Linked DNA regions of Homo sapiens: region 2 is linked to region 1. The links are chromatin contacts, found by Hi-C or POLR2A ChIA-PET in ENCODE. All regions are on one chromosome and are shown on one strand. Each heading gives the region's core, a stretch centred on a gene start or an enhancer-like site at or near the end of the contact. The rest is flanking DNA. Distances are from core to core; before and after follow the strand shown. Region 1 overlaps LOC105370656 (a long non-coding RNA gene). Region 2 has its middle 68 kb from the start of LINC02291.

Region 1 (7,020 bases), core at 3,197-5,696:
CTCAGTCTTTCCTTTGCTAGGAGTCAAGCAAGGGACAATGAGGCCCACAGCCTCTGTGCTTCTGCAACTCTCTGCTCTGCTCTTTTTCCTGGTGATGAGTAAAGGCTCTGAGAGGACCCCTGCAAGGACAGTATAGCTATCAAGTGTGGGCACTCCAACTTTCCCAACTTACGTGATAATTCCCAATCATGCCTGTGGGATATTGTGGCTTTCTCTGGGAAGTTATCACACACAAAGTGATGTATTCTCTGGAAATATTAGGTTACACATCAACTTGGTCTAAAAAGGACAGATGAGTCACTATTTGAACTTTGGCTAAAATGTGGGAGATTGGGATCTCAGTCGGATCCAAACGACTCTGGAAAAGCTGTGGGAAATGTCAGGGTAGAAAGAACACTTGACAACAAAGCGAGGGTAGGGGAAGGCTCGCTGGCTCAGGAGGAATGCAGAGTGCAGAGGGAAGAGTAAGATGGCGGTCAGCAGCCAGAATCAAGCTCGTCCCCTCCTGACTCTGCAAACCTGGCAGCAGGTGGGATAGACAGGCTCCTGGTTTTACCAACCTTGTGTCTATCTGGAAGGTTGGATGTGAAAACAGGGAAATAAGAAATGGCAGATTAGACTTTGGGAGGCCGAGGCGGGTGAATCACTTAAGATCGGGAGTTGAAGACCAGCTGGCCAACATGGTGAGACCCTGTCTCTACCAAAAATACAAAAATTAACTGGGTGTGCTGGCCCGGGCCTGTAGTCCCAGCTACTCGGAAGGCTGAGGCAGGAGAATCGCTTGAACCTGAGAGGCAGAGGTTGTGGTGAGCCAAGATAGCGCCACTGCACTCCAGCCTGGGTGACAGAGTGACACTCTGTCTCAAAAAAAAAAAAAAAAAAAGTCACAAGAGAGATGATGTTTTGATAGGAAGAGAAGAAAGGGATTTCTCACTTCCTGGAGAAGGAAGGGAGGAGCCCAGGACCTCCAAGAGCACTGGGTGGTTTCTTAGGGCTCTGATGTGATTTGAGGCCTCATTTCCTGTGCCACAATCATCAAAGATAGTTAAAAGTGCCAGAGTTGGGAGTTTCAGAGCATGCTCTATTATATGCTGTACCTCTTTTTGGTAGAGTTCATAGTTAAAATTACTTCAAGATCTGCCTTCTCATCTAGAAGTTCTATCTAGAGTTTCTATGCATTTCTCCAGTGTTTATGAAGTAGATACTTCAAAAATATGTATTATGTCGTAAATGGAAATGATTCTAATTCAACTGAGGAGCTAGTATGTGCTCAATTGGACCCCATCAAGAATTGAGCATGTATTAGGTCCTCGATTTTATTGAAAAAGAAGGAGGAATAAAATATTGAAATAAATGGGAAGAAACTTTAGAGATGATCACATCGAACTTTATTGAGAAAATTTGCAAATTTTTGGCAGCACCTTTGCTCAAACTTCACCTAAAGCCCCACTAGTCACCATGCTTATGTGGTTAACATACAAAGTCCTTGAGTCAGAAGGCTACATGTTTTTCTAAAATTTAGTAAGAACAATTTTATCCTTTAAAAATATATTTAGTTTTACTCATTAATTTTATGTCTACTAAATACATCACTAGATAAAAAACTATAACATCGCATAAATAGCATACTACAAAATATAATACAATTGATAAAAACCTATAAAAAAGGAACTACCATGCACAGGCTTCTTTTACTTCATAAATGTTATGAAAATGACTTAAAATGTTTTTGAAAAATTATTGGGAAACATTGGGGTTGGATAATATTTCATAATTTAGCAGTCTTAAATATAAGGAAATACAATTAGCTGAGAAAAATTATATAAGCAGCAATTATAATAATTATTATATTGAATAGTCAAGAGAATAGCACCAAAATATTATTAAGAATGATACTTCTGGAAAGCACTTTTGTATTTACACCTGTGTTTTCACATGCAATGGTCCGGCCATTCCTCAAAATCAACCTTTGCAGTTGGAGTATTTTTGTTCTAATTCTGCCAAAAATGAAATGCAGGCTTAAGTGATTTGCCAAGAGTCTTGCAGCTAAAAGTGGTAACACTATGCCTCTGAGCATGTCTTTTGCTTCGAGGTCTAGATTTTGGTGGTTATTACGGCTGATATTTGTTTTTAAACTGCACAGTGGTTGATTAATACTTGGGAACCAGAAGGAACGTTGAGTTTCTTGGGGAGCTCTATTTATGCCACTATTACTTGGCCGGGAAGTAAATGTTTTCCTAGAAACCCCATTGGCCGGGCTGTGTCACATGGCCACATGCTGCAAAGGAGGCTGGGAAAGTGTGCCTCTGGCAAGGCAAAATTAAATGACCCAACTGGCCTCTTACCAAGCAAGATTCATGCCCTCAGACGGGTGCATTGCAGTCTCAAACAAAATTTGAATCTGTCTGCAAAGAGGTGGCAAAGTGTAGTTAGGGTAGATGACTACCAGTGACTGCCACAGTTGGTCTTTGCTTATGGTCTTTTCAATCCCTTAACTCTAGGTGTTGTGTTTTCCATAAGGTCGATTCCCAATATGTAACAGTTTATAAAGTTTAAAGCACAGGAAAAATTAAATCAAGTGGCCACCATGTCCAAGGGCCCCTCTGGCCTGATAATTAGGTTGATATTTGCAGCAGGCATTCATTGAGCACCATGGTGAGTGTTTTATGTGCAGTTTTCCATTTCTCAATTTCACGCATTAAACATGGTGCAGTTGATCCCTCCCGTTCTCACTGGCTGATGCCTACCCTCATGTGACACTCAGCTCAGATATCCACTCCACCACTGGGCCTTCTTGGATCGTCATTTATGTCTCCCATGCTGTGTTAGATGTTCTTTCTCTGTTCCCCATGTGCCCAAGTTTCTCCCTCTCCTGCTCTCCCTTCCTTCCCTTCTCCCTCCTTCTTTCCCCTTCTCTCTCTTTTTCTTGCTCTTCCATCCTCATTCCTTTATAAATATCAAAATATATATTTTAATATCTGCCTTCATTCTTCCTCTCTAATTGGATAATAGTGGGCTAGAAGAAGGGAACCCAGTTTCCTTTAATTCTGTTTCTCAACCTTTAGGCCCAGTCAAAGCCTAGAGCAGGGACTTGGCACGTGTGTCTCTTGTATGGAAGACAGTGACTTGCCTAATGTCAGGAAGAAATTTGGATCAGAATCTGCATCCTGGATTTTGATCTGTGTGCTTCAGAACATGGCTTCCATTGCTGCTGAGAGAGTCCTAGGCCAGAAGAGGTCACGGAAATTAAAAGCCACACAAGGTGTCAAGACACACACCAGGCCAGCTGAGCCCAGGGCTGGAGGGCTTTCTGAGCACCCCAGCTTGTCTTAACCACAGAGCCACCATCCTTCATGGCCCCCAAATAATGGTGCATGTTAATTAAACCCCACCACTCTCCTCTAGAAGCCTCTGTCACCAGGCTGCTCCTCACAGGGGCTGGGGTGCCTCCTTTCTGTGTCATCTTCTCCCCAGCTTCCCCCGACTGTTGCCGATTTCCCATGCTCCCCTGGCCTGGGATTGAGTGGCAGCTCAGCTTCAGAAAGCAGGTGTTGTGGAAGTGAAGCGAGCATCGCAGACAGCACATTAGGTAGCATCCGTCCCGGGGGACCCCTGAGGCTCCAGCTTTGGCAGCCCCAACTGCTCCTCCGAGGGGTGGGAGGGCCAGGCCTGCCCGGCCCTGACCAGATGTTTGGGAAAAGTGCCAGGCTACAGCAAAGAAAATTGCTGCCAATTTATCTAAGGTGTAATAAGTATTAAGGAAGCCTCTTTCTCATGTTTTTGTTTACAAGAAAGGCTCAAATCTTACAAAGACTCAGGGGCTTCGGAGTGCATCTCCGTAGGTGTCCCTGGGACACTGCACTGAGAGTCTATGGACATGGGTTCTAGTCTCCATTTTGCCACTGACTTCCTTGGGACCTTAGAACAATCTTTTAGCCTTTCTGGGTTTTGTTCCCTCCATTGTAAAATGAAGATGAAAAACTAGAAAATTTCTAAAGACAGTTTCAGCTCTTAAAAAAGTGGGAAGAATAAAACCTGGGACTCTAAAATCTACTCATCCTAAAGATACATCCTTAGACCAGGATGCCTAGATTATTTGAGGTCAAAAGAACTTAAACGTCATAGTTCAATCTCTTAGTTGACAGAGGAGTAAACTGAGACTTGGAGAGGTGGCTGTGCTTGGCAAAGCTCACCGGGTTCATTGGTTGGAGCAGAGCTCCACACGGAGCCAAGGCTCCTGGCTTACAGATCCAGATGAGACCACCCTCAGCCTTCCAGACCATGGCTCCTGGCTAGGGCTGCTGATCTCCCAGGGTGCATTTCACAGCCCAGACCAGCCCACAGAAAGAGGGAGAGAGGGTGATGTGTGAACTGCTTCAGAGCGAAACTTGAAAGGAGATGAGCCGAAACTCGAAACAAGATGAACTGACTGTGTCCTGGCTCAGAGTAAGCCGTGGGTGGGCTGGCCTTAGACCCAGGTCTGGAAGCCCCGGCCAGCGCCTTTGATGGGGCCTAGCAACTGGGCCCAGCTCAGCAGTTTCTGACAGTTTCAGCCTCGAACAAGCAAAACTCAGGCCGGAGTTCATGTGAAGTAGAGAGCTCACATGAACACCCAGCTCAAAGTGAAACGTGGGGCAGTGAGAATTCACACAGCCTGAAACCAAACAGGGAAAAAAGACATTTAATGAGTGCCCTTCAGCTCACCAGCACTGCCTGCCTTCCCTACAATTTACTTCCACCGTTCAGCCTAACTCAATTTCGGGAGTCACAACTACCTCAAAGGCAAGACAGTGCATCCACAGAAGGAATACTGGGGTCCCAGAGATCTGGGCTAGAATCCCGGACCTATGGTTTAGTGCTGTGCATCCTCAGGGTAGTGACTTCACTTCTCTGAGCTATAGTGTATGGATAAGGGAAGGATAATAAGACCTGCTTTACCAAGCTGTTAGCCATAGTATCAGCAGTAGAAAGTGCTGTTGAGCTCTGTGTGCCAATCTGCTCTGTGATTTTTATTTGATATTCCTTTTAACCCTTTTTCCAGCAGTTCCATGCCTGTCCCATTGACATCTTCATTTCTATAAACAGTTCTATTGAGATATAATTTACATACCATAAAATTTACCTGTTTCCAGTGTACCAGCATCATTTTATAAAGGAGAAACTGATGCTCAAAGAGGTTGAGTTTGCCACAGATCACGTGGTACAGGACAGGTATGGGCAATTTTTTTCTGTTAAAGGCCAGATGGTAAATATTTTTGGCTTTGGGGCCTTAAGGTCTCTGTCACAACTACTAATTATTCCTTTGTAGTACCCAACAGCACAGAAAATATGTAAACAAATTGGTGTGGCTATGTGGCAATCTTTTTTTTACAAAAGCAGGTGGCAGAGTTGGACCTGCTGGCCCCTGGTGCGTGATCTTCCACTACTTAAGACTCTATCATGATTGCCCAGGCCATTGAGAATTATATCTGACTTCCTTGTGTTCTAGAGGCCCCCAGGACCTAGCCAGGACTCCCCAGGGCAGGCGGACCCGCTGGCTGGTGCTCAGTCTCCCACCTCTCCCCACTCAAGCTTGGTCAATCTCTTCTCTCCTTCTGCAGTGTTCTGCTCTCTTTTGCATGGCTGGTTTTCTCTTTTCCTTTAGGTCTCAGATTAAATGCTGCTTCCTCACAGAGCCCTTCCTGACAATGCTACAGATCACTTGCTGGGATTCACTATACTTCCCTTGCTTGCCCCCTTCAAAACACCCAACTCTTCTTGCAATTTTTTTATTAATTTGTGTCTTTGCTTTTTTCTTCATCAACTTCCCTCATCAGCATAAACTCCACAGAACAGGAATCATACACATCCTGTTCTATATCCCTCTCTGATCAACACAAAGAAGGGGCACCATGTGAATTTGTGAAATGGATGCAAGTGAGGCACTGGCCCTTCTTTTGAGTTTCACAGTCCATGCTCTGGCCATTTGTCCACTGCCATCCATGGCCTCCTGTAGACAACCTTGGCAGAATTAAGAGCATCCCTTAATTCCTTGCTCCTCCCACCCACCCCCCAAAGCTGATTCAAGCTTGGCAATGAAGATACATATCCTTAACTGATATCAGTAGCTTTGATACTGTGGGTAAAAAAGCTCTAAAATTATTTTTTGGCAGGGCGCAGTGGCTCATGCCTGTAATCCCAACACTTTGGGAGGCCGAGGTGGGTGGATCACCTGAGGTCAGGAGTTTGAGAGCAGCCTAGCCAACATGGTGAAACCCTGTCTCTACTAAAAATACAAAAAAATAGCTGGGTGTGGTGGCGGGTGCCTGTAATCCCAGCTACTCAGGAGGCTGAGGCAGGAAAATTGCTTGAACCCGGGAGGCGGAGGTTGCAGTGAGCTGAGATTACACCACTGCACTCCAGCCTGGGTAACAAGCGAAACTCCGTCTCAAAAAAAAAAAAAAGATTTTTTTCATCCGCCATCCTCCTACTCCAAGTTTCTTAAAGAGATTGAGAGATGGTCTGAAATGTGGGATTGGAGCTATGACAAGGGAAGATTTTTCCTGAAGACTCAGGCTGATGGAGTCCTGGGTACTCCCGTTCTTAGGGACTGAACAAGACATCCCTTGTCCCCAGTGCAGCCTCTGGTTTCTTCTCTCAGATGCAGGAGAAAAGTAAGAATACCCCCTCCTGTCTTTTTATTAATTTCCTTTCTGGTTGTCCGAACAACTGTTTTCGTCCTGGAAACATTTAGAAATTGTACACATGCTCCTTATTTTCGACCTTTCCTTTACTTCTCTTCACTCATTGAAACCCGCTTGAAAGGCTGGGGGCAGCCTGCCAATTTCTCTAACCCTAAAAGAAGAAAAAGAAAACAACATAAAACCTCAGGCAAACGTGTTTAAAATGCAGACAGTGGTTCACTTCCATTTTCATCTTCCAGTATCAGTCTGTATAAATCAGAAGCTGGGGTTGCTGGGTTATCATGTACATTCTTGATTTGCAGTGATGCAAGTCACTTTATTCAACATCAAGAAACAA
Region 2 (7,230 bases), core at 4,257-6,756, 610 kb before region 1:
TTTTCTGTGACTCTCCCCCTCTTTTCTCCTTCTGGAACTCCCAAAATGTAAATATTTTTCACTTACTGGTGTCACATATATCACATGGGCTTCTTAAAAAATCTTTTACTTTTTTTTTTGTCTGACTGAATTATTTCAAAAGACCTGTCTTCTAGTGCGGATATTTTTTCCTCTGCTTGATCTAATCAAGTTTAAGTATTTTATTGCATTTTTTATTCATTGAATTATTTAGTTCTAAGATTTCTATTTTTAATTTTATCTATCTCTGCTTAATTTCTCATTCAGATCATGAATTGTTCTTTTTTTTATTTCTTCACATTTTCTATCTCTGTTTTCTTGTGTGTTGCTGAGTTTCCTTAAAAATCATTACTTTTATTTTGTTCAGGCATTTTATATATTTTTTTCTTCAGGAGCTGTTACAGGAGAACTATTGTTTTCTTTTGGAGTTATCATGTTTCCTTTTTTTTTTTTTCATGTTTCTTGTGTCCCCACATTGATATCTTCATATCTGGTATAACAGTCACTTCTTCCAATTTTATAGAGTAATTTTCATAGGGAAAGACTTTTTCCTGTAGATGTATTGATAGTGTTGGTTGGGCAGCATGCTTTAACTTTGGTTCTCGGTGGGCACAGTAGCGTAGTCTCTATATGCTTTCTTTGGATGTAAGAAAAGCAGCACTGTCTGCAAATTCCTCAGTGGCTTAGACTGTGGTTGTTTGTAAAGGTTGTGAGGTGGTTTTACTGGGGGCAGGGCAGGTCCTCAGGTCCCTAAGGAGCACACATGGCCATGTAGTGACCCCACCACTGGAGGAGACAAATTCTGGCAGTAGCAGCAGTGGGTTCAGGGTAGGCCAATTCTCAAGCCCCTAAATGGTATACACTGGTGCCAGTGGTGATGGTGGTGGGTTCTGAGTGGGCTAGTTCATGAGCCCCTATTTTGTGGGCCCCTGGGTGGTATATACAAGTTCCAGCAATGTCAAATATGTTGTTTACATATAATATAAAGGAAAACACAGATACAAGAGGAGATAAAATAAAATAATAAAGACAATTCAATTAACTCAAAAGAAGGGAGATTCTAAGGTAAAAATATCAAAGGAAACATGAAAAATAGAAAAATAAAATTATTGAATAAATTTAAATTTATTATTAGTCACAATTAATGTAAATAAGTGAAACTTGCTAGTTATAAGAAAGGTATTTACATTGAAGCAAAAACAAAATAGTTTCCAACTATATTCTATTTGCAAGAGGTATACATAAAACAATGAAACATAAACGTTGAGACTAAAGAGTTCTGTTTATTTTATTTTATTTTTTTATTGAGACAGGTTCTTGCTCTGTCACCCAGGCTGGAGTGATTGTGGCTCACTGCAACCTTGACTTCCTGGACTCTTGGGAGGACTCCCACCTTAGCCTCCAAGTAGCCGGGACTATAGGAGTGTACCACCACGCTTAGCTAATTTTTTTTTTGTATTGCTTTTGTAAAGACAGGATTTTGCCATGTTGCACAGGCTGTTCTTGAACTCCCAGGCTCAAGCAATTCATCCCACTTGGCCTCCTAAAGGGTTGGGATTACAGGTGTGAGCCACTGTGACTGGCCTAAAGATGTTTTATAAAAGGACAGAAAAAGTAAACAGTTTAAGTAGAAAATCCCAAGAAATTTACAAAATAATCCTGGAAATAATAATTGAGTTCAACAAAATCATAGGATATAAGACAAAAAAAATTAATTACATTTCTGTATGGTAGCAATGAATATATGGGCACTAATATTTAAACATACAATACCACTTATAAAGATTTCAAAAATAAAAATACTTAAGTATAAAACAGATAAACATGTGCACAATGTGTATAAAAAATAAATAAAAAGAATTCTTAAAAAATTGAAAAACATATCATGTTTATGTATCGGAAGCGTTAACATAGTAGAGATGTCAGCAATCCACAGATTGGTAGACAGGTTTAATGTGATTTTTATAAAAATCCCAGCAAGTTTTTTTTGTACATATAGACTAGATTATTATAAAATTTATATAAAAAAGCAGAAGGAATAGAAAAACTAAAACAATGTTTAAAAGGAAGAATAAAGTGGGAAGACCCTGTTTACACAGTTTTAAGACGTTTTTATATAGCTACAGTAATCAAAACTGTGGTGTTGGAATAGAAATAGACACGTAGATCAATGGAAAAGAATTGAGAACCCAGAAACAGATATACCAAATCAAATATACCAAATGATTTTTGACAAAAATGCAAAAACACTTCAGTGGAGGAGGATAACCTTTTCAACAAATGGTGCTGGAGCAACTGGACATCCAGGGGAAAAAGAAAAAAAAACTTAAATGATCTACATCTCACATGTTACACAAAAAATAAATCTAAAAGAGATGAGGGACTTAAATGTAAAACCATAAATGTTTTAGAGAAAAACATAAGAGAACATTTTTAGTATCTAGAAATAGGCAAAGACTTGACATCAACACAATCCATCAAAGGAAAAATGGATAAGTTAGATTTCATCAAAATTAAAAGCTTTTGCGTTGTTAAAACCACTGTCAGGAAGATGAAAATACAAGCTTCAGAATAAAAGAAAATATTTACAAGCCACATATCTGGTAAAGAACAATTATCCTGACTATATAAAGAATTCTCAAAACTCAATAATAAACAAACAAAAAGCTCAAACAATCCAATTGGAAAATGGTCAAAAAATAACAAAACATTTTACTAAAGAGGATAGGTTATAGCAAATAGGCACATGAAAAGATAGATGTTCAATGTCTTAGCCACGAGTGAAATGCAAATTAAAACCACAAGACAGGACTACATATCTATCAGGATGGCTAAAATAAAAGATAGTGACAATATCAAATGCTGATGAGAATACAGAGAAATCAGATCACTCATACATTGTTGGTGGGAATGGAAGATGGTATAGCAACCGTGGAAAACAGTTTGTCAGTTTCTCAAAAATTAAATATGTAATTACCAGATGATCCAGCAATTGCAATGTTTAGTGAGCAATTTATATCAGAGACATGAGCAATTTATACCACAGAAATGGAGACTTAAGTTTACACAAAAATCTGTACACAAATATAGCAGTTTTATTTATAGTAGCAAAAAAATTGAAATAGCCTAGATATCATTTTATGAGTAAATTGTTAAACTTCAATGCATCCATACTATGGAATACTACTCAGCAATAAAAGGGAACTAATTTGATTTATACAATGATCAGGATGGATTTCAAAAGAATTATGTTGAGAGAGAAGAGTCAATCTCAAAATGTTGGCCAGCGTGATTCCATTTATATACCATTCTTGAAATAAGAAAATTGTAGAAAGGGAGAAGAGAGCAGTGGTTACCATGGGTTTAGGACGGGTGAGGGCAGAGGGAGGTGGACATGGCTATTAAAGGGTAACCAGTGGGAACCTCATGTTAATGGAAGTGTTCAGTGTCTTGACCACACCTCTGTCAATATCCTGGCTGTGATAGCACACTAGAGTTATGACGGTACTCTTTACAATTTCTCACAACTTCCTGTGAATCTAGAATTATCTTAAAATAAAAAGTTAATTAAACAAACAAGCAAACAATTCTCATCTGTAATCTATTTATAAGGGGGACACATACAAATGACACAGAAATGTTTAGGATAAAAAGTTTTTTGAAAAAGACTGTAAAAGTACAATCCAAAAGAAAGCTGGAATACAATATCAATATCTGACAAAATAGACTTTGAAACCAAAAAGCTTTAATCAAACCAAAATTTATGAAGGATGATTCAAGCAGTAAAAGTAGCAAGCTTGATCCAATGACATGTGTGGAAAAGGAGAGTAAAGGTTGACAAAAAATTGAGACAGAAGTACCCTTGTTTAGGTGTATGTATATTATGGCATTTTGATCTGCAGATGAGAAAGTAAGAAAAAGCTCAACTGCCTTCTTCTTGCTTAATCATCACTTTCTCTGTGAGCTACTGAACTTATCTGTGGCTGTCCTGATGGTCCATTTCAGAGGCTTCTAAATGCCTACCTGTAGAACAGAGGTGGTTTGAGAGGTTGTTTTCACCAGTCTGCAGTGAAATGAGAAAAATAAGAGATGCAGCATGATTTTCATGACAATAACTTTCTTTGTTTCAAAGAAATGCTTTTGTCCCTGTGCCTTTAAAATGTCCTTTCTTGTATAAAATTATGCTGCTGATGTTACTATGTTTATTATTGTTGTTGTTCTAATTTCTTTAATTGGCAAGATTCGGAGTCTGCAGTACTTAGAAAAATTGCAAATAGATGTTGACTCTTTTGTTCTTCCTGAATCACCTCAGTGCAGAGATGAGAGTCTGGTGTTAGGTGACTGGTGCACCTTGTACAAGCTCACATCACTCTTCATGGTCTTTGTAATGATCTTGAGGCCTGTGTTTTTATTCTCCCCATTTAACAGAAGAGTAAACTGAGTCCAGATAATTTTGTTAAGCACTGATATTTTAGATTTTTGCTTATCATTTGACTCTAAGTTCAGATCACTTTTTTTTTTTTTTTTTTCAGAAAAATTACACTCTCCTATTACCCAAGTCATGTTTGAGTGGGATTTCTCTATGGATTGATGCTGTCCCAATCTTTGGGTCAGAGGTCCCAGTTGATTCATAAAAGTACACCTAGTTTAGAAAAAGTGACAGTATTTATTTGGGGGAAAAAGTTTTGAGCTCTCTGCATTAGGATCCTGCCAATATGCCCTCTCAAATTATATGCTTCTTAAGAAAAGAAGTTTGCTTTAATAAAAATAGATTCTATGCGACATGTTATTCTTCATAATTGGACCAAAGAGCACAAGGAGCACACACTTACAAGATAATCTGAAAATGAACGGACAAATAATATAGTAATCACCAAATCCTTATTACTTGAAGCCTATCTGCGCCAGGAGGCCCTTTCTCCCTTGATGATCAGGCCTGACCCCTATTAATTTTAATAGGAGTTAAATAGTCACGTCAAGGGAAGTATCAGGGAGTGCATTTGCAGCAAACCAACCCCAGAGATTAAGACCTCCACTTTTGGCTTTCTGCTGAAAATGTGACACATTGCCTGATGCTTATCTGCTTTTAATTGTGTGTTGTGTGTGTATGTTTTTCTCCCTTCTTTTTGCAGAGGAGGCAATTTGCAAATCGTTGCTATCTGCCTCCCTACAAGGAAGAGATAAATTATATGAGAGACTGTGGCGTTTGGCCTGTTTGATATCCTTTGCTGATAAATTGAAGTGTACCTTCATAATTAATACCCAATCTTTTCTGATAGGCTTTGCCACGCTAAACCTTGGAGGTATCTAACTGTAATGAAAAACCATTGTTGTGATCACCTTGCTCTTTTTTCCCTTTTTACCCCTTTCATCAAAAATATGCACAGAGGTTTTGTTGGACAGAAAGATCTCTCGGTTTTATTAAGCAGCATCTTCAAAGATTCAGCAGAGACAGACTTGCTTCTGTGAGCTTTGTAACATGTAAGTGACATTTCCCTGCGTTTAAATATGGCTTTGTTAGGCAGTGCTTGCAATCAGAATGCAAAAAAAAAAAAAAAAAAAAAAAAAAAAAAAAAAAAAAAGCCCCACTGTTAGAACCTGAAACCAAAGAGAAATAGATCCTCCTTTAGTTTCACTTTTGAAATAGGAAGTCGAGGGAAAGTCAAAATCAGACAAATCAAATTAGATTTAAAATTCCTGTGAACTCTCAGAATGCACGATCAGGATAAACATTTCTTTCTGAACCAAACAAAGCAAGACACCATTTAGTAAGATTTTATGATGGATAAGTGAGACTGCTCATTTGTGTACGACTTCACAACTAAGCAAAGTAATTAGAAAATTAGCTCATCAGCTCCCCAACCTTCTGACTCAGATGGGGCAAGGATTTTAGAAATAAGGCCATTTTACAGATAAGGAAATTGAGGCACAGAAAGTAGGCATGACTTCTCAAGGCAGACGTGGGATCAGAATATAGGTCTTCTGATATCTGCTGCAATTATTTTGCCACAAAAGAAGACTCTCCAACATTTTATGGTGATTTACATGTCAGTATATAGATATGAGGATTTTAGCCAAAACAGAGAAGAGATGAAGCCTGTGCCATCTCATTGGCTAGCCATCCCCTGTTGTCTTTCATTCTCTCTTTCTGCAAAACCTGCCACACCACAGGCTTTTTGAGGAGCATTCCTCTCACCTCATGCTCACTATTCTTGTTCCAGAGTCTTACTACGAATTTTATTCCTGGCTCCAGATCACATTCACTAGCCCTTGCTATTACGAGCGAAGTCATATTCCCCTGCCCATACACAGAGGCCAGAGCAAATCCTCAAGGCCTGGAAGGGGCAGCATCTTGGAGACACTTGGCAAGATACATGGCTGGAGACCTCAAGCTACCCTCCTAGACACAGATAATTTTTTTTAAGTTTCTGATTTGCAGAATTTTTATGGGGAAACAAAAGTAAATCAAACAAAACTAAATAAAAGACTGTATTTTTAAGGGCCTTTCATAAGTCGAATTGGCTCTTGCAATTCTTGTGACTCCACAACATGAAGCCATCTATCCACCCATCCAAACCTCCAACCTTCATTGGTCAAATATTAATTGAATCCCTGCTTTATATAAAGATCCTGCCTGCAGTGGAGCTTACATGCCAATATGAGATGGAGACAATGAGTAACAAACAAGTTTAAAGCAACAAGTAACAGACAAGTTGAAAGGTGATGTAGAGAAATGTAACACAGGGAGAGAAAGTGAGGAGAAGATCTACTACAGAAAATATGGTCAGTGAAGATGTCTCTGTAGAGGTGACATTTTAGCAATGACCAAAGAGAATAAAGCATGTAAAAAAAAAAAAAAAAAAACAAAAAAAACAAAAGAAAGGTCATTCTATGAAGAAGGAATGACAAGGTACCAGCATTTTAAAGGACATGACAGTGGCCCATTGGAAGACAGCATGACACCCAGTGAGGGAGTGTCATCTGGGGACCTCTGAGTTCAAGCAAATGCATGAATAAATGGACAACCCCAGCTGCCACTGACCAGCCTCATCATTTTGGGCAAGTCCCTTGTCCTTGAAATTGCTTCCCAATCTTGAAAAATAAGAGGATAAATAAACTGAAAAAAATATTTTAGGGTTACATTGACTTAAAATCCTGATTCCATGTAAAGCTTGCCCCAGAGACTTCATCATCTTTCTTCTTTCTTGTTAC

The links. A loop is a pair of places that touch in the nucleus more often than their neighbours do. ChIA-PET counts read pairs that join two places held with the same protein, here RNA polymerase II (POLR2A). Pooled maps may share reads with other maps.
Region 2: a loop to region 1 is called in a pooled map, with 4 times the contacts of the local background. The contact joins two enhancer-like sites. A Hi-C loop is called at or near these places in 1 of 50 pooled maps. POLR2A ChIA-PET finds 5 or more read pairs at or near these places in 2 of 52 experiments (HEK293 and naive thymus-derived CD4-positive, alpha-beta T cell).

Annotation. Positions count from the first base shown.
Region 1 is chr14:98,223,010-98,230,029 of GRCh38, forward strand. The region is part of intron 1 of LOC105370656 (a long non-coding RNA gene); the gene reads left to right. Among named protein-coding and RNA genes, the nearest start is that of LINC02295, 91 kb to the left of the region's middle. Within about 2 kb of position 4,447, at least 3 of the 41 ENCODE cell types and tissues checked have a DNase peak (open chromatin) inside an H3K27ac peak, as active enhancers do.
Region 2 is chr14:97,615,150-97,622,379 of GRCh38, forward strand. No RefSeq gene overlaps it. Among named protein-coding and RNA genes, the nearest start is that of LINC02291, 68 kb to the right of the region's middle. Within about 2 kb of position 5,507, at least 3 of the 41 ENCODE cell types and tissues checked have a DNase peak (open chromatin) inside an H3K27ac peak, as active enhancers do.